2 separate regions of the Homo sapiens genome follow, and region 1 is linked to region 2. A link is an interaction called in ENCODE POLR2A ChIA-PET data of the cell type or tissue named here. Cell type or tissue: endothelial cell of umbilical vein. All regions are shown on one strand. Links, peaks and the distances in the headings refer to the core of each region. The heading gives the core; the rest is flanking DNA.

Region 1 (17,921 bases), core at 1,755-6,754, 57 kb before region 2:
CTCTTTCTTGGGGAAAGGGGTCACGGGAAAGGAGCAGAGGGAAATTGTCTGGGAAAAAGGAAAGTGTACCTACACAGGGACAGCACATAACCTGTGAAAAAGCCAAGGAGTTTAGAGGCTGTGGTGGCCTTAGGCAAATACAACACTGTCCACCAGCCACATTAAGTAGTTTTACCTTTACCCTAAGGGCAATGGCAATCAATGAAGTCATTTAAAAACAAGACCCTATTATATGAGAGTATTAGAAAGATCACCCTGGCTGCCACCTCAAGTCCTAAAGTCTGTCTCCCATTTGCCCTTAATTTACAAATAACTTCAGTTCCAAAACCTCAGGTAGGACTGAAATTTTTTTGTCTATCTGAAATGATGCATGCCTATGTGGTATTACTATGACAAAAAAAGGTTCATCTTCTCAGCCTGGCCTACTTCTGACTCTTAACTTTTAATGCAGCCAAAATACTGTATGTTTCTGTAATTAATATTGCAGAAAACACAGCAGTGAATGCACTAAGCAAAACAAAACATTTAGAAACCAAATTAAAAAATTTTTTAATTACCTTGAATATGGGAACCTGCACAAACACCTGCTTTAAGTACAAGTAAAATAATAATGGAAATTTGTGATGATCTTATAAAAAAACACTTTGGATATTCATTGGTGGTGCTAAACACTATTGAGTCATGAGGGCTTTTGAAAATCTGTTGGAAGGTATATTTTCTCTCCCTACAAAACTGTACTCAGGTAAATATGGCCAATATTTTGCACATATACATGAAGTGATGCAAGGACCTCCCATTGCTCAAATAACCCCAGTTTGAGAATCCCTGATTTCAAAGCCCACACCCTCGTCCTTCCTGTGTCTACTTCCAAACTTCAGGCTTCTCTTTCCTTTGACACAGTTTTATTATCGTTAAAACTTACATCTGCCACCCATGTCACCTAAATGACAAGGGAGACACTAAAAGAGAGCAGCATTTAATGTAAACTCTTTTCCTAAAGTAAAAGTTTCAGGGGCAGTGGGGCAATTTAAAGAGGGTATGGGTGGAGACAAAGGAGATCACCTAATACAGAATAAATACAGTCAAGGGTATTTGAAAAAATAAAAAAATAGATGGCAATAATGTTCCTTTTCTCTGAAGAGAAGACAAAAAGGCCATAAGGAAAAGAGAACACTGGATCAGACCTGTAGCGGCCTCATTAGCCAGGGGCCTTCAGTTTGCTCTCTGTAGCAAGAGAAAGTCCCGAAGTGTCCTCTATGGCCTCCAGGGGCTCTCCCTGAGCCCCTGACAACCTAGTCAAGGCCAGACACACTATAAGCATAGATTCCACACATGGGTATTCACAGCTATTGCCTACAAAACCTTTATCAGAGTTATAATACAACTTGGGGTAATTAAGCTTCATGCTTTCTCCTCTACTTTTTTTTGGGGGGGCGGGTGTTTACAAGTTAGTAACAGCAAGAAGATCAGCACTAGAAACAATAAATCAGCAAACTTCTGCTGTAGGCTGGATGTGGTGGCTCACGCCTATAATCCCAGCACTTTGGGACACCGAGGCAGGAGGAATGCTTGAGCCCAGGAGTTCAAGATCAGCCTGGGCAACACAGTGAGACCTTCTCTCAAACAAACAAACAAACAAACAAAACTTCTACTGTATATACCATTAACTCCAGCGTTAAGGGTCCACCTCTTCTAGATCCTTGTGTCTCACCTTTTCTTAGCAGTTCTTTGAAACAGCATCATTCTACTCTCCCAAGCCACATACGGCAATCAACAGCCATATTTAACAAAATCAATGCGCAAGTTCTTATTGTATCTTCACAGAAGTAGCCACCTGTCTAGTGTCCTAAAACTTGGTGCAAAAATTCTTAAGCAGTACAGATACATTCGAATCCATTAAAAATTTTGTAAACTTGCCGGGTGCGGTGGCTCATGCCTGTAATCCCAGCACTTTGAGAGGCCAAGGCGGGCGGATCATGAGGTCAGGAGATTGAGACCATCCTGGCTAACACGGAGAAACCCCGTCTCTAATAAAAATACAAAAAAAATTAGCCGGGCGTGGTCGTGGGCGCCTGTAGTCCCAGCTACTCAGGGGGCTAAGGCAGAATGGGGTGAACCCGGGAGGCGGAGCTTGCAGTGAGCCAAGATTGCGCCACTGCACTCCAGCCTGGGCAACAGAGCGAGACTCCATCTTCAAAAAAAAAAAAAAAATTGTAAACTCTGGGATTTGAAAAAGATCAAGTGGCTATTCTTCCACTCTGGACTTCTCTCTTCATTTGACAGTGCCCAGATATAGACAGAATCATGGCCAAGGCCTTCCAGGGAAAGCTGTGGAGGGGCTACACACAAAGGGATCCTATTACAGGATATCTTCATCAGGCAAATAAGAATTTGAGTAATGAGGCCAAACCAATAGCTTGCAAGGTATATTCCCTACTCACTCTCTAGTTACCTTTTCACAAAACTGACAGCACTTAAAATTTCCTGGGGATTTGGGAATAAAAATAAAAACTTATCTTTTAAAATGCAAGGAAAATCTGTCTCTGAACAGGGGCTGGTAAATTTTACCAAATCAAGCATTAAAGCCTGACCTCTCAAAGTCCTCGGCACTATTTCAGAACCATTAAAATATATATTAAGACCCATTTTTCATGTTAAAAAAATTATGTCCTATTTAGTCATAACCATTTCAAAACCCTAGATTCCTGCCAAAGACTACTGGGCAGGTAATTCCCAGTTCCTGTGGATGGATCGGGGAGCCTCTCAGTCATCTCTCCACTACTTGTCAGTCAGCTCACTGGCAATATACAGTGTGAACCACTGTGTGATGAGCCAAGGACAGGGTTCTGGGACAGGCTCTGCGGTCAGAGAGAGCAAGCTGGCCTGGTCTTTGAGCAAACTCCCATCGGCCTTGTGCCCGCCCTGACACACACAGGTAAGGCCACAGTAATGTAACATGACCAAGTCTAAAGAAAATATCTGATGAAAAGTTCTGTCCTTTGTTGTTGTTTGAACTTATTTCCTTTCTGGGTAGCATTACCACCCGGGCAAGCAGAGATGGGGAAAAAAGAATGAGAGGTCAGATCAATCTACTTAGTTACTTAATATCAACCAGAGCCTTGCTTAATGGGTACGAGTAAAAATTAACAATTCTAATTCTCAAAAGAAAGGCAGGCCGGGCGCAGTGGCTCACGCCTGTAATCCCAGCACTTTGGGAAGCAGAGGCAGGCGCATCACGAGGTCAGGAGATCGAGACCATCGTGGCCAACATGGTGAAACCCGGTCTCTACTAAAAATACAAAAATTAGCTGGGCATGGTGGCGCATGCCTGTAATCCCAGCTACCTGGGAGGCTGAGACAGGAGAATAGCTTGAAACAGGGAGTCGGAGGTTGCAGTGAGCCGAGATGGCGCCACTGCACTCCAGCCTGGCAACAGAGCGAGACTCCATCTCAAACAAAAAAAAAAAAAAAAAAGAGAGAGAGAGAGAGAAAGCTTCCTAGATAATCTTTGGATTACAATGATTTCCATGCATTATTCTAAAATGTTGTAATAGTTGTGTTTATCTTCTCAGATGTAGACATTGTCCTAAGTGGGTAATAAATACGCCATTTCCCTTTTATGTTTAATTTCTGAATTGTTTTCACCTGTCTCAACTAACCATTAGGATTTGCTTTCTCAGAGTTAACCATTTCTCCACCATGCATTCTACAAACTATATACCCTACAGAGTTTAGATGAACCCTTATGTGGACTAATATGCACACTCAAGCCTCGCAAAGGTTTTAGGCCCAAGGTCCTGACATAATCCATTTCCCCCTCTCCACCAGAACTTCACTACTGCTGCTATTATCTAAAACATTAACCAAGCAAATTCCCTGATTTTAAACTGCTCTCTGGAGTGCGCCTGATGCTTTACTCATTTACCAATAAATAAAAGCCTATTCCTGTTGTCCCCACAAATGTCAGCTCAACATGCAGAAATAAGCCACTGCTGAATTGATAAATCAGGGAACCATCTGGCCATGGGGTGAGCCAGACCAGGAATCGCAGCTTTGCCACTCATAAGCAGTGAGATTTGGGACAGTGTAACTTTCCTGAGCCTCAGTTTCCTCTTTAAAACGGGGATAATATAAATACCTGTTTCAGACTACTGCTGTAAGGATTGAGGCAGTCCATGTAAAGCTCTTTACTCAGTGCGTGACACACACAGTAAGTGCTCAAAGAATGAGAGCTACTATTATTACTACCACTACTTTCTACCAGGTATTGTCTAAGATGCTTAATTTTTTAAGTTATCAATTACTTTTCAAAAATACCTTGGCACTCAAAAAAAAAAATGGGTATGCAACCACATAGCTATAAGGATTTGTCACATGTTCATAATTCTTGATTGCCATCTATCTAAATCCTATATATAAGTAGCTGTTTTTTTGTTTGTTTTTGAGAAAGGGTCTCGCTCTGTCACCCAGGCTGGAATGCAGTGGCATGAAGACAGCTCAATGCAGCCTCAACCTCCTGGGCTCAAGTGATTCTCCCAGATCAGCCTCCCAAAATGCTAGGATTACAGGCGTGAGCCACTGCGCTCAGCCTTCAGTAGCTATTTTTACTTCAGAATTACTAGTGAAGAAAAAAAGAGGATCTTTGTGAAATTTCTACAAAGACTACCCAGCACTGATGAATAAAAAAATTAATTGTTGTATTTGTTACCCTAGCGTAACTACAACCACAATGAGAATATGATTCATGAATAGATTATAAACTCACACAACACAGATTATTTTCAGCAACAGCCACCAGCTTTTAAGAAAACATCTACCAAACAACAACATCTTTTGAAGAAATAGCCATCGCAGCTGCCAGTTAACAATGAAAAGCTCACCAGACATGGGGCTAAGATAAGAGGAACAGAAAGTGTAGCATTTAAAATCTACAGCAGACACCGAGTCTGTCTCCAGTACAGTAGTTCATCAGAGTGGAAAGAAAAAGGCCTAGAAACAGAAATAAAGGGAAGGGAGAAAATAAATATCCTATTCAGAGGCTGGAAAAAAGCACAGAGTTTATCTTGGGAAAGAAAACCCTGGTGATGTAACAGAGGGATTCAAGCACACCGTCATTTATTTGTATATACCAGCTATTCCAAAACCATTTCTCTCTTCACGGCTTATTGTTACTCAATCAAAAAAGAATACCAGGACACTGGAACCAAAGACGAACCACACTCTATCACCAACAGGGGAGTGTTATGCCGTGAATGTTATCTCCCTCCTTCAACAAGAATTATTATTAGTGGGTGGTCTATACTGTTTTCCCCCTCCGGGCCAATTGTGCAAATTAGCCAAGACCTATGTAAACACTTCTCATGATAATTCCTTCTACCTGGCATTTATACCCCAAATCTAACAATAACAGCACCTTTCAGCAAGAGTGATGGCTTGGTTTATGTTGACACCAGACAGCAATGGATATCTTTTGATAATGGCTATAAAGCAATATAGAGAGTGATGTGGAAAATTCAAAAAGGTGACTCCTACCAGAAATACATTTGACCCAGCAGTCCCATTACTAGGTATATACCCAAAGTATTATAAATCATTCTACTATAAAGGCACACGTACACGTATGTTTACTGTAACACTATTTACAATAGCAACACTTGGAACCAACCCAAATGCCCATGAATGATAGACTGCATAAAGAAAATGCGGCACATACACACCATGGAATACTATGCAGCCATAAAAAGAATGAGTTCACGTCCTTTGCAGGGACATGGATGAAGGTGGAAGCCATCAGTCTTAGCCAACTAACACAGGAACAGAAAACCAAACACCGCATGTTCTCACCCATAAGTAGGAGTTGAACAATGAGAACACATGGACACAGGGAGGGGAACATGACACACTGGAGCCTGTTGGGCATTGGGGGGCAAGGGGAGGGAGAGCATTAGGACAAATTAAAAAAAACGGTGACACTTAACCTAAGTCTAGCAGGTTTAGAAGAAACCATCAGGGAAGAGGTGTGGGGCAGCAGGAGAAGCAGTAGCCCGTCAGTGGGAAGAGCATATGCAAGAACTGAGGAGTGGGAAAAAGCCCAAGTGGAGCCTGTAGGCAACAGTAAAGGATTTGGATTTTCAGTGGGCTACAAGGCCCTGTGTGATCTGCCTGCCCAACTCACTCATAACCCTTCAGCACCTGACCTTTTTCCACAGCATTCTCTCCACACTGGCCTCTCCAGCCACTCCGCCCCCTGCTGTTCTTCAAAACACCAGGTCTTCTCCAACCAGAGACTTCAGATTTGCTGTTCCTTCTGTGTGAAAGCTTATCCACAATATGCACGACTGAAGCTCTCACATCCTACAAGTCACGACTCAGAAAATCCCTTCTCACCCCATTTAAAATTGTATTTCCCATACTTCATCTTTTTCCAAAACACCCCTTACCACCTGCCATATACTTTTCTTTAACTCGTTGTTGTTGCCTGTCTCCTCCACTAAAATAAACCTTTAGAGGGCAGTTCTTTGCTGTTGTTTTCCTGAAAATACCTAGCACAAAGTAGATGCTCAATAAATATGTGTTGTATGAACGAACAAAGGCAAGCAAATAGAAACCATTAAAGGGTTTTACCGGGGAGAAACAATTCATTTTGATTCATTTGATTGTATAAGTACATTTTAAAATTCCACTTCCTCCATTTATCATTACCTAGAAACTTGGGGATTTCACATTAGGGAGGTGGCTACATGCCCAACTGGCCCTTAACTTTAGCTACCACCAATTCATTTCTACAATGCTACCATAGTGATCTTTCAAACATATCTACTCCCATCTCCTGTCCTCCACTACCTACCTGCCAAGGCTGCAACAAGTTCCAGGCTCCCACACACTGATGCCCCAGCCTCACAAGCTGCTTCCACACCAGACTGGCTAACTCTCCAACTCTCCCCATTCGCCTCTTCCAGGAAGCCTTCCTTTCCTGATCTCTACTTCTTCACCCCAGTGCTCTGACAGGATTCCACCTCAAGTTGCTGAGATTTCTGATTTTCTGGGCACACACTCCCACTATCCAGGCCTTGCTAGGGAGTTTACATTTTCTTCTAAGGGTGCTGGGAAGCCTCTGAAGCAGCAGTCCCCAATCTTTATGACACCAGAGACCAGTTTCGTGGAAGACAATTTTTCCACTGACCAGGGTTGGGGGGGTCAGGGGAACCTCAGATCATCAGGCATTAGATTCTCATAATGAGCACGCAACCTAGATCCCAGGCATGGACAGTTCACAACAGAGTTTGTGCTCCTATGAGAATCTAATGCCATTGATCTGACAGGACGTGGAGCTCAGGCAGTAATGCTCAGTCCCCCACCCCCACTTACCTCCTGCTGTGTGGCCTGTTTCCTAACAGGCCATAGGCGGGTACTGATCCACAGCCGAGAAGTTGGGGATCCCTACTACAAAGGATGCATAAATGTCTGTTGTTACTTGGCTGTATCCCTGTATCCTTGACTGGATACTTAAAAAGGAAGACAAAACTCTTCCTCTTACTGTGAACAGATGATCTCCCAACTTCCCTCTTCCTTCACAGAAATGACGAGAATGAACTAACCATCTTATTCCACAATTCTACATCCCTACCTGCAACTGAATCCATATGCTTTTCCTCTCATGAGAATGTGATAAAGTCTCTGATTCCATCCAAAACCAGCCTGTCCATGTGGACTCTGAGTTGCATCTCCTTTTTCCAACTCAAGGTACTATACTTGTGATTATCAATTCTTTTCACATGTGACCAATTATCCCTTACTCTTGGATCATTCCCAGTGGCAGACAAACATTCCCTAATACTATCCAAATAAAATAAAACAAACCTCCTCATCATTCCCTTAGATCCTTTACCCCATGTCTTCATCCTGCTACTGCCTCATTTCTCCAATCCCCTTTCAAAGTGAAACCCTTTAAAAAGCTGTCCATACTTGCCCTCTCCACTTCTTCAGCTCAGGCTATCACTTCCCCATACAATGAGGGTTCTGCCTCCCCAACTCTCCAGATTAAGGTCATTAATGACCTTCATACTGTCAAAGCCAGAGATCGATTCTCTGGCCTGACTTTACTTCACAGCAGCATATAACAGAGACCATCACTCCTCACTTAAAGCATGTTCTTCTCTCTTCCCAGATTCACCACCATCACACTCATCTGGTTTCCTTACTGCCTCACTGAAGAGTCCTCCTCGCCCACCCACCACCTCACTGTGGAGGGACCCAAGGCTCAGCCCTTGGCCCTAATGGATTCTTTATTGACACTCCTATATTAGGAAACAAACCTAGGTCCCACGACTTTCCATGTCCTCTGTATGTTGAGGATACAGACTGACCCAGTCTCCACCCCAGACTGCTCCACCATGCTCCAGATTGTGTATTCAACTGCTGACACCACAGCCGCACATGAATGCCCACTAAGTACGTCAAAAGCAGTGTGGCCAAAATCAGAGCTGCTGACCCTAAGTCTCCCACATTCGCCAGCATTCCTCAGTTCATTAAGTGGTACCATTCAGTTGCTCAAGCCCCAAATCCCAATTCTTATATTTCTCCCTCATCCACATCCAATTTTTCATCAAATCATGTAAACTCCACCTCCAAACGTATCCTGAACAGGATAACCTCTCTGCATTACCACTGCCATTAGCAAAGTCCAAGCCACTATTACCTCTAACCTGGTCAGCCAGTCCCTCCACATATTAGCCAGTGATCTTAACATGAATTAGATCATTCCCTTGCTGAAGCTACCCCTAACCACCAACTATCCCCCCAACTTTCATTACACTTAAATCCAAATTCCTTTCCTTGGCCTCTACAGTCTAACCTTGTCAGCATTATTTCCCTACATTCCTCCCCCTTCCCTTCTCAGAGTGCCCCTTCCAGATGATCTGATGGCTGCTTCTTTCTTTTTTACTTTTTGTGACAGGGTCTTGCTCTGTTGCCCAGGCTGGAGTCCAGTATGCGCAATCACAGCTCACTGCAGCCTCGACCTCCTGGGCACAAGTGATCCTCCCACCTCAGCCTCCTGAGTAGCTGGGATTACAGGTCACCATGACCAGCTAATTTTTTTTGTAGAGATGGGGTCTCACTATGTTGCCAAGCTGGTCTCAAACTCCTAAACTCAAGTGATCCTCCCGCCTCAGTCTCCCAAAGTGCTAGGATTACAAGTGTGAGCCACCACGCCCAGCCTGTGGCTACTTCTTTCTCGGCATTCTGGTCTCAGCTCAAATGTTAAATGCTTAGAAAAGTCTTCCTTGATCATGTTAGTTAGAATCCCCCTAACCCCAACTCATTACCCTACTTTTGACTTCACAGCATTCAACAGTCCTTGGAAATATTTGTGTATTTACTGTATCTCACTTCCCTAGAGGGCTGGGGCTCCATCTGATTTGTGTCACTCTATCCCTAACACCCATCAGAAAACCTGGCACTTAAGTATCTGCTGACCAACTGCCTGACTTGGGAGTTAGGACTGTGCTTTCTCACCTTCTGTGGAGTTGTATCCTCAGACTTTATCTAGCCTAGCATGAGGCCCAGAGAACATGGGATAAAAGCTAAATGAGTGAAGTTAAGGCAAAACAGTCAGAGGATTCTCAAGGCAGTAATCACAAAATAAACAAAATACACTGAGGCCTACTAAAGGACACGGTCTGAAACTGGTCAGAAAGTGAAATGACCAGGTTGGCAAGTTTCAGTTTTGCTTACCAGTAACTGCCCAAAGTAGTTACATAGGTGTCCTTGATCGAGTGTGATTTGCCCTAAGTCCAAATCCTGTAACTGAAAATACAAAATTGGCCCAGAGTGGGATTACACAGAATGATGGCTTCTGTGTTCCATACTTCTATTATTAGTAAAATCTTTACAGTGAGCATGTATTAACTTCTGTAATAATTTTTTCCATTAAAACCAATCTTCCTATATAGTTTCCAAAAAGAACAAGGTAATTTAAGTGAAGAACTGCTAAGTTAAATTGGAAATTTCCAAGAACTGAAAAGGCAATTTTCTAAATTCCCTCTACAGGCAGAAAACCCCCATGACTATCACCACACATTAAAAAAATCATGTAAGTAGGATCCTCATTTATCTTTCTGATCCACTCCCCACCTTCATGATGACTTTATTACATTGCCTATAATTTACCTTTTTTGCCCAGAAAAAAGGGGGTTTGAAAAACATTACAAGCAGCAGCATAAAGAAGCACAAACTACAGGCTTCCAGAAGATGAGCAAGTACAACTCTGCATAAGCAGGAAAAAGTAAATACCCACATCATGCTTCTCTCTGCAAGTCAAAGAGGTGGCTAAAGGAGGAACTAAGAAATGTCACCTCCCACTTCCCATTTTTACTAGAGTCCAAGAAGGCATGAAACTGAGGTTTGGGCATGATTGCTCATGCCTATAATTCCAACACTCCGGGAGGCTGAGGTGGGAGGATTTCTTGAGCTCCAGAGTTTGAGACCAGCCTGGGCAACATGGTGAAACCCCGTCTCTACAAACAAAATACAAAAATTAGCCGGGCATGGTAGTGTGCACCTGTGGCCCCAGCTACTCAGGAGGCTGAGATGGGAGGATTGCTTGAGACCAGGAAGTGAAGTCAAGCCTGCAGTGAGCCATGGATCATGCCACTGCACTATAGCCTGGGCAATACAGCAAGACCCTGTTTCAAAAGAATAAAAAAGAAAAAAAAAGAAAAAGAAAAAAACTGCGGTTCATTTGCTACACTCTGTCATGCCAGAGTTTCCTCTCACTGCCTACACCTTGTGTGCTAAAGCAAAACTGGCATTTCACTTTCTGCTGCTCCTCTGACAGTCCTGGCTGATGACTTGATTAAAGGCGTGCTTGTGACACTGTGCTTTCATTACTGATAACCTGCATTATATCATTTAATTCTCCCAACCCCTATTAGTTACTAGCATTATTCTCATTTTATACCTGAGTCAAGTGAGGCTCAGTAAAGCTATGCGGTTTCCTTCAAATTGCTCACCTACTAGATCTTAGATTTGAGCCCAGGCTTAATTCTAGAACTGGGGTTCCCAGAACTGTCTCTGTGTAAAGCTAACTTCTGCAAACTTGCCATATGGAACCTCTTTTCTGCATAACACCAACCAAGAGCACACAGAAACAGGGTTCCCTGGAACACGCTTTTGGAAATAATGATTTAAAGCTATGGTACTCAAACACCAAAATAGATACTCTTCTCTGCGAAGACCACAGTGCTTTTTCACAATTAAAGGACTGTCCTTTATTCCAAAACAATGTTCTCATACTTTTTTGAGGGGAAGTACATATAAATTGCCAACAACCGTATGTCTGGAGTCCCCAAATTATTTCTGAAACTTTCTTGTTTGAAATATAAAGCCTGGGGACCACTGGTTAAAAGCATTACCTTTTTTTCTGTTGCATGACTGGAGTTCAGGATTATGGAAAACATCTGTATAACCTGGGAGGGAAATAGTTTCTGTTTTAAGATTGTGAATCTAATTGATAATGAACTAGTGCTTTTTCCTTGCCATATGCTTACATATAAGAGAAAAAAACATTTCATGCTAGCAGGGTCTTTATTACAAAGAAGAACAAGAATACTTAATCTAGTTTTACGTTATGAGTGGGTGAAATGCAAAAATCGTTCTCCTTCTTCTGCTCATTTATTATAATCCCTGCTGTACAAGATGAATATAAATGTAACCCTCTGCCTTTTTCTCAAAAGTACAGTAACTCCAACTGCTAAGTCTACTAACAGGCTTCTTTTTCTTAGAACTTCAATCAAAAAATACTTTAATAATCAGAGGGGCACATTTATTAGAAATACTGCAATAAAAACTTTCAACAACAATGTGATTAAAAGCAATCTTGCACTGAAATGCTATTTAAATAGTGAAATTTCACTTCTCCCTTTCTAAAGGAATTTTTTTTAATGGCACAAATCCCAGATGATTGTGTTTGCTATCTGCTGCAACCTTAGCTTTCATTTAATCTTTTTTTAAAAAGCCCATTACTTCTAATGCAAACTGTAGATACTTCCCCTCCCCCTCAAAGAAAAAATGTTATAAAAGAACAACTAAATACAACACACCGACTGTTGTAAGGCACAGCAAGAAAAGGCTCTGATATTTTTACTTAAAAAAAATGGCTTTTGGTAAAGGTCAGTATTTCTAGACAAGGATAAGAAAAACAAAGGTTAGGGTGACCTGCTCAAGCTCATGAAAAGCCATGTACATTCTGGAAAGGGCTCGGAACAGCAGAATGGTTAAGCATGTGAGCTGTGGAGTAATTAGACAGATCTGGGTTACAGGGCCTCTTACATGCTTTGTGATCTTAGCGGGCTACCTCACTTTTCTGAGTCGTAGTTTCCTCATCTGTAAAATGGAGATAATGGTGATACCTAGATCACAGGACTGTGATTTATAAATACCTCATACTTCCCTCCTGAGATTAGAGTTTACAAGAACCAATCAAAACTGTAAATTGGACACAGCTTGGGAACCCCATCCTACTGTGCACATGGAAACATGTGCATGGTCTCCATGAATTGCGAAACATGAGGGTTCAGAAATTCAGCATGGATTGTGCCAGGTGTTACTTTCCAGTAAGCACAAAATTATAAAGATATGGGGCCTAAAGAACAACGTCTGCCTTCTTCTCCAATCAAAATGCAGATTTGTTTCCCCGTGAATTCTTCCTATAACTCCTAAGACCTGTAACAAGGCTTCAGCTTCTCTAAACCAGCTCAGGGGCAGCGATTCTGGAGAATTTGAATGGAAATTCCATGAAAGTTCTGGACTCTTTCTCTTGCATATTTACATACCATGAGGGGCTTAACAGAACACAAGCACCATTCTCATGGTCCATGGCTCTTGGAAGCTGGGGCAATAACAGCGCTATTCGTGCTCTGTATGTGAACTGCTCCCAACCAGGTGTATGCCATAAAAAAGTCACACACCTGGGACTGTTGTGGGGTGGGGGGAGGGGGGAGGGATAGCATTAGGAGATATACCTAATGCTAAATGACGAGTTAATGGGTGCAGCACACCAACATGGCGCATGTATACATATGTAACAAACCTGCACATTGTGCACATGTACCCTAAAACTTAAAGTATAATAATTAAAAAAAAAGATAGTGAATGATAAAAGTGGACAAAGACAGCAACCTTCTTATGTGAAACCATTTCTACTCTCCATTATTTCCTTCTAACTCAACATGTTTCTTTAATATTGAATGAACTCTTGGTTTAAGACTAACGGATTTTATTATTTTGAAGATTCTCCCCTTCAAAATAGACAGTTCAAGAATAATAAGACTGTATTCTGCGATTCTGCAGATTGGGTTTCCTTTTATCAACCAAGGAATTCATCAGAACAGTGGTCAGCAAACTTTTCCTGTAAAGAACCAATAGTAAGTGTTTTGGGATTGGTGGGTCATATGGTCTCTGTTGTGTGTAGTCAACTCTGCTGTTCACTGTATGCAGCAAGCAGCCACAGACAAGTAAATGAATGCCCGTCACTACGTTTCAATAAAATTTAGTTATGGACACTGACACTGAAGTCTCATATAATTTTCACATGTCATGAAATCTTTTGAGTTTTTATTCCAACCAATGCAATGCAAAAACCATGCAGGCAAGATTTGGCCCACACGCTGCAACTGGGGAAAAGTCCCTGCTACAGGAGGGTCTTTCTGGGTCTCTGGGGGTTCCTGCACCTACGCGTTAGTGAAGAGCTTACAAGGAAGGAGACACGCACAGGAGCTGTCAGCAAGGACAATGCCCACTGTCACGGCCACGCTGATTCTCATCTATGGAGGTGTTTCTTAAGTGTGGGCGATCTGTAACCAAATCACCTGACTGCTCCTTACATGTGCATTAATGTTCAACAAGCACGAGGTGATGCTGAGGCAGGGAACTTGGATTTTACCGATTCCTGTCTGAGGCTTGGTTTATATCTGCACATAAGATATAAGCAGACTGCAAGTACTGCCATCTGCAGAACCTTTACACACCCACAGAGAGGATCAGGGATGGTAGCCTGACTTGCCTCAAAAGAAAGGTGCAGAACACAAAAAGCCTCCATTTTGCAGGAAATAAGTTGAAGTCCATGTGAGCAGAAAATAAAAACCAAAAGAAATGATATGCTTCAAAATAATTCACTGTGGGGAGTAGGGCAGAGTTTGTGAAGCAAGACTGGGCCATGACTCATTATTTGCTGAAACTGTGTGATGGATACAAGGAGGATCATTAAAATATTTTCTCTACTTTGTATGTTTCAAATTGTTCATAAGAAACAGTTGAGGAGAAAAGAAGACAAAAGAAACCCTAGAGAAAAACAGAAATGCTATTTAAGGGAGAGGATATTATACCCACAATGTAGTACCTTTAACAGTAAAATACTTCACAAACACCTGTTTTCCATTAATTAACCATGAACCATTTTTTTCCCCTAGGAAAGAAAAAAGGTGGTACTCTGTTGACTCAGTCTGTGTTTACTGAGGCTATCCAACTCCTAGCAAGCCTGTTTTGTTTGTTTGTTTGTTTGTTTGTTTTGAACTCTAGTTGCCTACAGGTGCTAACCACACACTTTTCCATCTTGCCCCAGGCTCAATCACGTTCAGGTTAATTATGAGAAGGAAATAACCTGTCATCAAGTGTGGACATCACACTGGGTTGCTATTCTACTTCTTTGCCTAAATATCAAAGATAAGAGAGGTGATGTCCTGTCTGTACCCTTTCTGGAAAGTGTAAATGGAGCACTATATTAAGGACAGAGCAACGAAAAGTGCTGAAACCTTCTGGCCTCCCCTGGGGCCATACAGCAACACCCCCTAAACACACAAACACACAGAATACTGTCTTCTTTTGGAGTCACAATACAATGAAAAATTGGTCATTTGAATCACACACTAGAGTGACTCAATTCAATCTTCCTAGTAGCTCTACTCATCCACTTTTGGGGCAAATATTTACTGAGCACAATGGTGTGCAGGAGCTGAATATGCCTTCATCAACAACACTCCTGCCCTCAGGGAACTTACTCTCTTAACAAGGAGCCATCACATAATGCAGAGTTTCAAATGCTGACACGTAGAATGCAGAAAGAAAAAGTACAGAGTACTTTGATACCACACAACGGTTAGACTTAGAGAAGTTATGGACAGCTTCCCAAAGAAGATGTCATTTTTCCCAATACCATTGTTGACTCCTACAATGACACAATATAGGTTTTAAAATCTGCTGTGCAACTAAGGCATTTAAAGTTTTTATTTTTTAAGGGTCTCTAAATATTCAGGCACTAATATAGAAACCCTAATCAGTTATTAGTACCAATTAATTCAATCTAAACATAATTTTGTTAACTTTCACAAATCCAAAATCTGTGGAAGTCCGGAATTTCACAAATCACCTTGGGGGAAAAAGCAGTAATTTGTCTTAATCATTTCAAAAACGTTTAATCATTTCAAAAACATCAACCAGGGTTGACGTTTAATCATTTCAAAAACGTCAACCAGGTGCAGTGGCTCATACCTGTCATCCCAACACTTTGGGAGGCCGAGGTGGGTGGATCACTTCTGGTCAGGAGTTCGAGACCAGGCTGGCCAACATGGTGAAACCCCGTCTCTACTAAAAATACAAAAAGTAGCCAGGCGTGGTGGCAGGTGCCTGTAATCCCAGCTACTTGGGAGGCTGAGGTAGGAGAATCGCTTGAACCCAGGAAGCGGAAGTTGCAGTGAGCACAGATCGTGCCTGTACCATTGCACTCCAGCCTGGGCGACACAGCGAGACTCCATCTCAACAACAATAACAACAACAACAACAAAAAGTCAAAATGTATTACCAATTTCTTCCCACCAAAATTAATCATGCTAACAACTAATATTGCAAATTACAGAACAAGAATAAGGCAATACAAATACAAGAATGCAAACAAAACTAGGTTGACCTCTGAAAAATAACCAAATTTTGTCTTAACATTTGCCTACTTGTGCCAAATGGCAGAAGAGGGAATGATATACTACCTAAACCACAAATAATTTCCCTCCATCTAAATCAAGAGTTCTAACCTTCTGCCACAACATTAACCCTTGGGTATTCTTGCCTTGGGTAGGTTTACTACCTAAACCACAAATAATTTCCCTCCATCTAAATCAAGAGTTCCAACCTTCTGCCACAGCATTAACCCTTGGGTAGTCTTGCCTGATAGGAGTTGGTCAAAGTAATGTGTTACAAGAGGAAAAAGTGAAAAGAAAAAACAGGCAGAGAGGTTAGCTTAGCAGTTTTGAATTTTAGGGGTGGGGACGTGTAAATGATCCTTTTGAGAATCCAAGGGAAGCTGTGAACACCTACCCTAGAAAACTGACATATTATTTTGCATACAATTTCAGGGGAACTACAATCCCCTGAAGCCTTTTCAAAGGTCACAGATTTTAAAACCCTGTACCTAGAAATATAGAATTAAGAAGTCAGGTTATCAACAGTTGAAAGAGTTAAAAGGAATTAGTGTGTACTGAGTCATTCACATATTATCTAATTTAATTTCAGCTCCTACAATAACCTTGGGAAGTAGGTAGTATTATCTTCCAAAGAGGGAAAGTATATTCAGAAAGATGAAATAACTAATGCAAGGTTAAGCAGCTTTCTCTCACATCCAGGCTTTCTAACCCCTAGGTCCAAAATTGCACATTGGAGAATTCAAGTCAAGTGCATATTCCTAGAGATATTTCAAGATGAGGAGTTTCTGGCGGGGGTGGTGGTTCATGCCTGTAATCCCAGCACTTCGTGGAGGCTGAGGCGGGTGGATCACCTGAGGTCAGGAGCTTCAGACCAGACTGACTAACATGGTGAATGAAACTCCATCTCTATAAAAAATACAAAAATTAGCCAGGTGTGGTGGTGCGTGCCTGTAATCCCAGCTACAAGGGAGGATGAGTCCAGAGAATCGCTTGAACCCAGGAAGCAGAGGTTGCAGTGAGCCGAGAACTTGCCACTGCACTCCAGCCTGGGTAACAGTCAGACACCGTCTCAAAAAAAAAAAAAAATAAATAAAGGGTCATTTCTGACTTCCAGTGATTCACTCACATGATCAATTTATCTACATATTTCTTCAATTTAACAAGAGGAATCAGTATGGATTCAACTTCAAAACATCTTTTCTTGGTAGCTGATAATTTTAAGCAGACAATGAATGAATAATAGTCTAATAAGTTTTGATAATATTAAATGTATTTTCATTTCTGAAGCAGCCTACAATGGTCTGTTAGGAGAACATAAAGGTCCACTGAGTGAGTGCTGAACATCCTCAAACTTGGATTTTAAAATATCCCCACATAATCCGCAAAGTCACAAACAAATGAAGAACTGACTGAATTTAAAACTTCGGTCTCAACTCAGACAGGTGTACGTTCCAAGTGGCCTGGTAGCTACAGCATCCTCTAAATGGTTAGAACAACTTTAAAAGGGGGAGGAGGGGAACCCTTAAAAAACACTAACAAGGGCCAGGCGGTGGCTCACACCTGTAATCCCAGCACTTTGGGAGGCCGAGGCAGGTGGGTCACGAGGTTAGGAGATTGAGACCATCGTGGCCAACGTGGTGAAACCTCCTCTCTACTAAAACACAAAAAATTAGCTGGGTGTGGTGGCCCGCCGCCTGCAGTCCCAGCTACTCGGGAGGCTGAGGCAGGAGAATCGCTTGAACCTGGGAGGTGGAGGTTGCACTGAGGAGGTGGAGGTTGCACTGAGCCAAGATCGCACCACTGCACTCCAGCATGGCCACAGAGTGAGACTCCGTCTCAAAAAACAAAACAAAACACTAACAAGATCCATGTCCCTTTTGTGCCTCAAGTAGGTAGTTTAACGTCTTAGTTCTTCATGAAAAACATGCTGATAAAAGTATCCCAACAGAA
Region 2 (6,809 bases), core at 1-5,000:
AGGTTTGGTGGCACACACCTGTATCCCCGGCTTCTTGAGAAGCTGCAGTGGGAGGACTGCTTGAGGCCAGGAGGTCAACGCTGCAGTAAGCCACGATTGTGCCACTGCGCTCCAGCCTAGGTGACAGAAGGACAGCTTGTTTCAAACACAAAACAAAACAAAACCCTTAGATGTAGGGTTGGGAAGGAGACGGGTGAACCAGGGATCATTATGGTGTCGCTTATATGTGATACAATGTCTAAACCAAGTCCACTCATAGTGGCCCACAAATGTTCAGATAGTAAATATCTGTTGGTTTTACCTGCCCTCCATCAATTCCCACTTCTGGGGAATGACAACTCCCCTAAAGGGTACTGGCTGAGTGAGGCAATAACCAAGGCACCTGCTGGGACCCAGTATGGGCCTGAAAGATATACTCTCAGTAGAAAGTGGGATTAAAAACTGCTGGAGAGGTTGGCCCTCCTGTATCCTGAGAAGACTGTCTACTGAGTCCTGCTACCTGGATCCCTGAAGCTGCTCTAGATCTGGTTCACTCTGAAGCCTGATTCTTTGGCATTGTTGTCACCACATCCCTCCAGTAATCTCTTTATGTTTAAAGTAGTCAGATTTAGTTCTTACTGCTTACAACCAAAGATCTCTGGCTGATTAGCTGTTATACTGTGTCTAGAAGAATTGCATTTTCTTAAAAATTGGGGGGATAAAATTTAATTTGATTGGCAAGTAATTAAACCATGAATTTCACATTGAAAAGGGATATATTATAGAGTAGAATACAAAATTCATGTAAAATTTTAAGATAATGGATTTTGAGATTTTAAAAACTACGCTTCCTCCCACTTCCCACCCTTCCTCTCTCCCTCCCCCATGCAAGTTCTTTAGTGATGGGATTAAGAAACACTGGTATAGACATAAATTTTCCTTAACTTTTAAGATCTGTCCCTAACTAGATAAAAGCTCTAGGGCAGGTTACTTAACCTTTCTAAGGCTCACTTTTCATACCTTTAAAATGGGATAATACTACCTACATGTAGAGCTGTTATCCCAAGAGGTAACACAGGAAACCATTTAGCACTGTTCCTCAGAACAGAGTTTTATCAATCATGGCAAACAAACAGAGTTTAGTTACTATAACAAAAGCAGGTTGGCACATATGTTGATGGCTGCAACAATTCCCTGTAGGCTATCCTGTGCAATATGACTTGGCAGCATTTGCCATCAAGAGGGGGTATCTTTGTCCAACTCCTAAAATTTGAGTTGGCCTTGTGACTTGCTTTGACTAGCAGAATATGGCAGAGTGGTACTGTGTGACTCTTAAGCTTAAGCCTCCAGAAACCTTGCAGTTCTCACCCTCCTGGAACAAAGTGCCTCCACCTGAGGAAATTTGATCTAGGCTGCTAGAAGATGAGATTATGTGGAGCTCAGAGAGATAGCCCAGCTTGACTAACTAGTTCTGACTCAAGACTTAAGAGGACTGCAGCCACATTAGTGACCTCAGGCCAGGCACTACCAATGGAGAACTGCTCTGCCCTAATTATGAGCAAATAAAATGGTATGTGTTTTAAGCCACAAACTTTTGGAATGGGTTGTTAACAATAGATAACTGACAGACATGCTTCATGAATTATCGTAATATTTCTATATTTTATAGTGTATTCACGTCCTAAAGTTTCCTATAACAAACTCTAAGGCCCAAAGTCCACAAAGAGTCACTATGTCACAGCCAGATGTGGTTACGTTTCTCATTCGTCAAGGCTAGATCAATGTTGCTAATTTCATATAAACAATGAACTGTATCTCCACCAGAATGTGGGGCATAGGAGATAGAACATACTCCAAAGCCAAAATAACTGAAGTGAAAATTTGCTAAAATTATCATAGTTAAACCACAAAGATGCAGGTGCAAATAAAGGTGAGTTGAATTTGAAGGTAACTGGCTAAGGAAAAAAAAGGAACAATTTAATTGATAATTAAAGCATTAAATTATAATCTGTTTTTTTTTTAAATTTAAAAACAAACCAGATTATAATAATGTTTAATAATCAAAATTATAGTTTTAGATTATAATTTAATAATTAAAACAGATTCTCCCCTGTAACAATTCTTGCTCCTGGCATTTTCTTCCATATACTTCAAAGATGACTAAAACCCTATTCTAAAAGTTCCATCTTATACATAGTCTCATTATATACCTTTTTTTCTATGAATAAATATTGACTGCATCATTCTTTTTAAAGATTGCAGCATATTCCACTACATGGATAGGCCCTAATTCACTTAATCCCCTATCCATAGGTATTTAGATCACTTTCTATGTTTTGTTATAAAAAAAGGACAGGTGAGCAATCTGGTACATACATCTGTGCATACTTCACCAACTGTTTCTTTAAATTCCTAGATGTGAATTTACCTTTTTTTCTTTTTTTGTAATGACTTTGGGTTCATATTGCCCAAACTGTTATCCAAAAGATACGTAGCAAATTTACTTTTTTTAACAAGAAGGAAACCCTTAAATGCTAAAAGTAAGAACACATTTTACACCTCTAATATCTATATATAAAATGGCAAACAATTTTTTAAATTGCATTCTATATCTAAAATACTGAGTCATGCCTCTTATACTGTATTTACTGTACATTTGGAGGGGGAAAAATCCTACAATACCCAAATAATCTCTAGTGGTTTTATTTTCAGCACAATGTTGTTTTGAAAAGGTAAACTCCAAAAAGAGTGTACTTGCTGCAAAATAAGCAAATCAGTAGAGAATGTTGAAAAGCAGGAAACGAAGCAAAAAATAAACCAATCAGTTAGAGCAGTTATCAGGTCACCAAATCTGCATCCTTACACAATGGCCAGGAGAGAAAGGTAGAGGGAGTGAAAAGGTGAAACTAAAAGAAGCAGCCCTCAGAGCTTCAGTGATGGCCGGATGAAATTACACACAGACATATATATCTACATGCTCTGTACACACCAATCCTAGAGCTAATCTCCAGGGGTTAGAACACAAGAGGAATTTTTGTGTGCTTTATAAAGCCAAACATATCATGCAGAAAGGGAATAGGGAAGGCCAGGATACAGATTTCCTTTAGGAAAGAATGTCTAGTTAGCAGCTTGAGAGGCCAGTATTAATTACTTCCCTTCCACGGCAAAGAAGGATTAATAGGAACATTAAGCAAAAGACAGCTCCAAAAGCACTGATTCCCTTCAAAAACCATCACATCTGAGAGGGTCCAATCATCAAGCTCTATAAAAAAATGGGCAAGGTGAGAACACTTAACAATAAATAAAATTAATTGGTGACAGAATCATGCATGTGCTAAGGCGGCCACACAATATGACTAATAAAAACTTATTGACTGAAGTTTCATCCTATCCAAAGAGATGAGGCATTAGATCAAACTGCCATACCAAAAGCAGAGTATGCTAAATAAAACAGCAGTGTGTGAGCACACACACACATACGTGTGTGTGCACATGTTGGGGGTGGTTGCTTGGCAATGCCACAAATCTATGCATCTAATATTCTAGGCAAGGATTCTGCAAATTATGGCCCATGGACCAAATCTAGCTAAGATTTGTATATAACAGGAGCTAAGAATGACTTTCACATTTTTAAATGGTTGAAAAAATAAAATATGACGTGACACATAAAAATTGCATGAAATTCAAATGTCAGTGTTCATCAACATTTCTTGGAACACAGTCATACCCATTCATTTATATCTATGAGTGTTTTCCTGCTATCATGGCAGAGCTGAGTAGGTGTAGAGACCTGGATGGCTGGCAAAGTAAACAATATTTACTATATGGTCCTTTACAGAAAATTTGCTGATCTCTGTTCCAGGCTATAAAATCACACAGTTGTTTGATGGATCACAGCTCCAAACCTGTGCAGGCTTGTTGGTTTGGCCCCTGACATATCCAAGATTTTGATATAACCTGCCAGGCCAATAGAGAATGCAACCCCATTGGCTAAGAACAATGGAGAAGTCCAATAGGTCATCAAGATGTTGGGATACCTGCCTATCATAACAAGAAAATGTAAAAGGCTTTTCTGAGTTGAAAGTAAGATGGTTCCAGAAGGTCTAAGTGGGAATAAGGATGAATAAAGGTATTCTCTTTAAAAGGATGTATAGTATCTCTAGCAGGGTGCGGTAGCTCACAGCTGTAATCCCAGCACTTTGGGAGGCCGAGGCAGGTGGATCACCTGAGGTCAGGAGCTCAGGATCAGCCTGGCCAGCATGGCGAAACCCCATCTCTACTAAAAATACAAAAATGAGCTGGGCGTAGTGGCACATGCCTGTAATCCCAGCTACTAGGGAGGCTGAGGCACGAGAATAGCTTGAACCCTGGGAGGCAGGAGTTGCAGTGAGCCAAGATCATGCCACTGCACTCCAGCCTTGGCAACAATGAGCCTCTGTCTCAAAAAAAAACAAAAAGAAAAGAAAAGAAAAAGATGTATGATATCTCCTTCTAAAGATGAGAATGTAACTGTCTTCAAAATGGCTACCACTTTCTGAGTACTTACTAGGAGCCTAGGAGTAAGCAAAACTTTTTTGCATTTATTATCCCATTTAATGGTCATCTCCTCTAGACTCAAAGAAGGAGACTGGACCAAGTTGAACACAACCAGAGAGCTCAGGAAATGAGAATCAAGGCCATATTCAAAGCCTAAAGGCTGTGTTCATAACCATTTCCCAACCCAAGGGCAGAAAGCATAAATGATCACCACGAATAAATGACAGGAAAGGTTAAGACTATAGAAATAGTAGAAGCAAGTTTATTTTTATGGCCATAAGCATTATACAGTATTTTATTTACGTATCTCACACTTTCTTTTGACTCATAATGCCCTCTCTTACTTCAGCATTTAAAGTAAAATATGATTCAGTCCTGCCAGACCCTTTCCTATTGACAAAAATCAACACAGGTACCCAACTGTGAAGGCATTTTAAAGACAGCAGAATTAGACAACTAAAGTTATAAGTGTAACTTCCACCCATGAAGTCCCTGGGTTACCTGTGAAGGTCTCAAAACGAAAGGAGTGCTGAAGCACTTTTAGGGGTGATGGACTATAAAGTACATGTGCAGTATTTTAGTTTTTTAATTCAGATTATAAGTGAAGAGAAAATGTTAAATGGAATCTTGCCCACAGAGAGAAATATAATGCTGGTGGGTGGCTATCATTTCTTCCTGCCCAGCAGCATCCATGTCCTCCCCTCTGCCAAATAAACCATCATTTTCCACTTTCCTCTAAATATCTATATTTGGGGACCACTCAATCCTAACTCATTTTTGAAAATCTTTTTCTTAAAAAACAATGTTTTAAGTGTTAATATCTTCATCACACCAATTTGGAAATAATGTACTTATTATCCTATACCATGAATATACATGTTTCCTCAGATGTTTATTAATGGTTCCCCAAACCTGGCTTGTAAGTCCTTCTTGCGGGCCAAAGAGGAGCTAAGACTTTTATACGGGAAACTTCTAGCTAGCCTCCCAACAACTCTACTAGTTAGCCATATCCAGATGAGTAACTGAAGAGTCAAGCAGGGTAAGTAGCTACAGTGAATAAAGGAAACCAAATTTGAATTTTAAGTCTATTTTGACTCAAACTGTGTTTTTCCCATCATGTTCTACTGTCCTGCCAAGGCACAAACACATTTTCTTACAATGATTCCCTTTGAGTCAAATTTCAAATTTTCTGGAGAGAAGAGAGTGGAGCTGAAAGACCCATTTACTCCAACGGCTGGTGTCAAGATCAAATCTTTGCTTATCTACCATCAAACGATCTGGTCTGAATTTTTAGATATAATTTTTTAAAAACACAGCCACAGTACATGCAGGACTAGCACGTCAGACCAGCTTGGCTTATCAACTGATAGGCAATGCTTTGTTGTGGGAATAAAATGGAAGTGCTTTTACACCTCTAAGTCTGAAGACAACTTTATTTATTTATTTGTTTGTTATTTATTTATTTATTTCAGTGTCTTACTCTGTTGCCCAGGCTAGAGTGTAGTGATCTCGGCTCACTGCAACCTCAGCCTCCTGGGTTCAAGTGATTCTCCTGCCTCAGCCTCCTGAGTAGCTGGGATTACAGGCCACACCACCACGCCTAGATAATTTTTTTTGTATTTTTGGTAGAGATGGGGTTTCACCATGTTGGCCAGGCTGCTCTTGAATTTCTGACCTCAAATGATCCACCCGCCTCGGCCTACCTCAAATGATCCACCCGCCTTGGCCTCTCAAAGTGCTGGGATTACAGGCATAAGCCACTGTGCCCAGCCTGAAGATAACTTTAAAAGGCAAGTAACGAGCACACAGATCTACTTTTCAAAAATGTTTTTTTCTCTTTAGAATGGTCATTCTGTGATGGCTCATGACTGTAATCCCAGCACTCTGGGAGGCTGTGGCAGGAGGATCACTTGAGCCCAGGAGGTCAAGGATGCAGTGAGCCAGTTTCATGCAATTGCATTCCAGACTGGGCAACAAAGTGAGACCCTGTTTCAAAAGAAAAAGGAAAAAAGAAGAAAGAAAAGAAAAGAATTCTAACTTCCATTTTATTCAATAAAAAGATGTGTCTCTAATTTTTTTAAGTCCTGGATCTCTTTTCTAAAACAACTACAGACCCTCTTCCAGAAAAATACACATACACAAAAAGTTCTGGTCACAACTACAGGGAGTTCAGGAATCCCTTGAAACCAACCCTTGGAGGGTCACAGACCCCCAGGATAACTCTTGCTCTAAAAGCATAGTACAAAATTCCTTACATTATTTCACAGACCCAGAATAAAGACCATATATAGCTA

The links. Peaks named below come from ENCODE experiments on the same cell type or tissue, not always from the same donor. Only the 100,000 strongest peaks of a DNase experiment are listed, where the experiment ranks them.
Region 1: POLR2A ChIA-PET joins it to region 2 with 6 read pairs; 17 of 35 experiments call an interaction of 5 or more read pairs at or near these places.

The regions. Positions count from the first base shown.
Region 1 is chr3:63,914,823-63,932,743 of GRCh38, reverse strand. The region is part of intron 4 of ATXN7 (ataxin 7); the gene reads right to left. Among named protein-coding and RNA genes, the nearest start is that of ATXN7, 60 kb to the right of the region's middle. RefSeq lists an enhancer at 10,644-10,743. In endothelial cell of umbilical vein, for the core only: no CTCF peak of the experiment used is centred there; no DNase peak of the experiment used is centred there.
Region 2 is chr3:63,867,056-63,873,864 of GRCh38, reverse strand. All of the region lies in intron 1 of ATXN7 (ataxin 7), which reads right to left. Among named protein-coding and RNA genes, the nearest start is that of ATXN7, 6.6 kb to the right of the region's middle. In endothelial cell of umbilical vein, for the core only: no CTCF peak of the experiment used is centred there; a DNase peak (open chromatin) is centred at 3,054.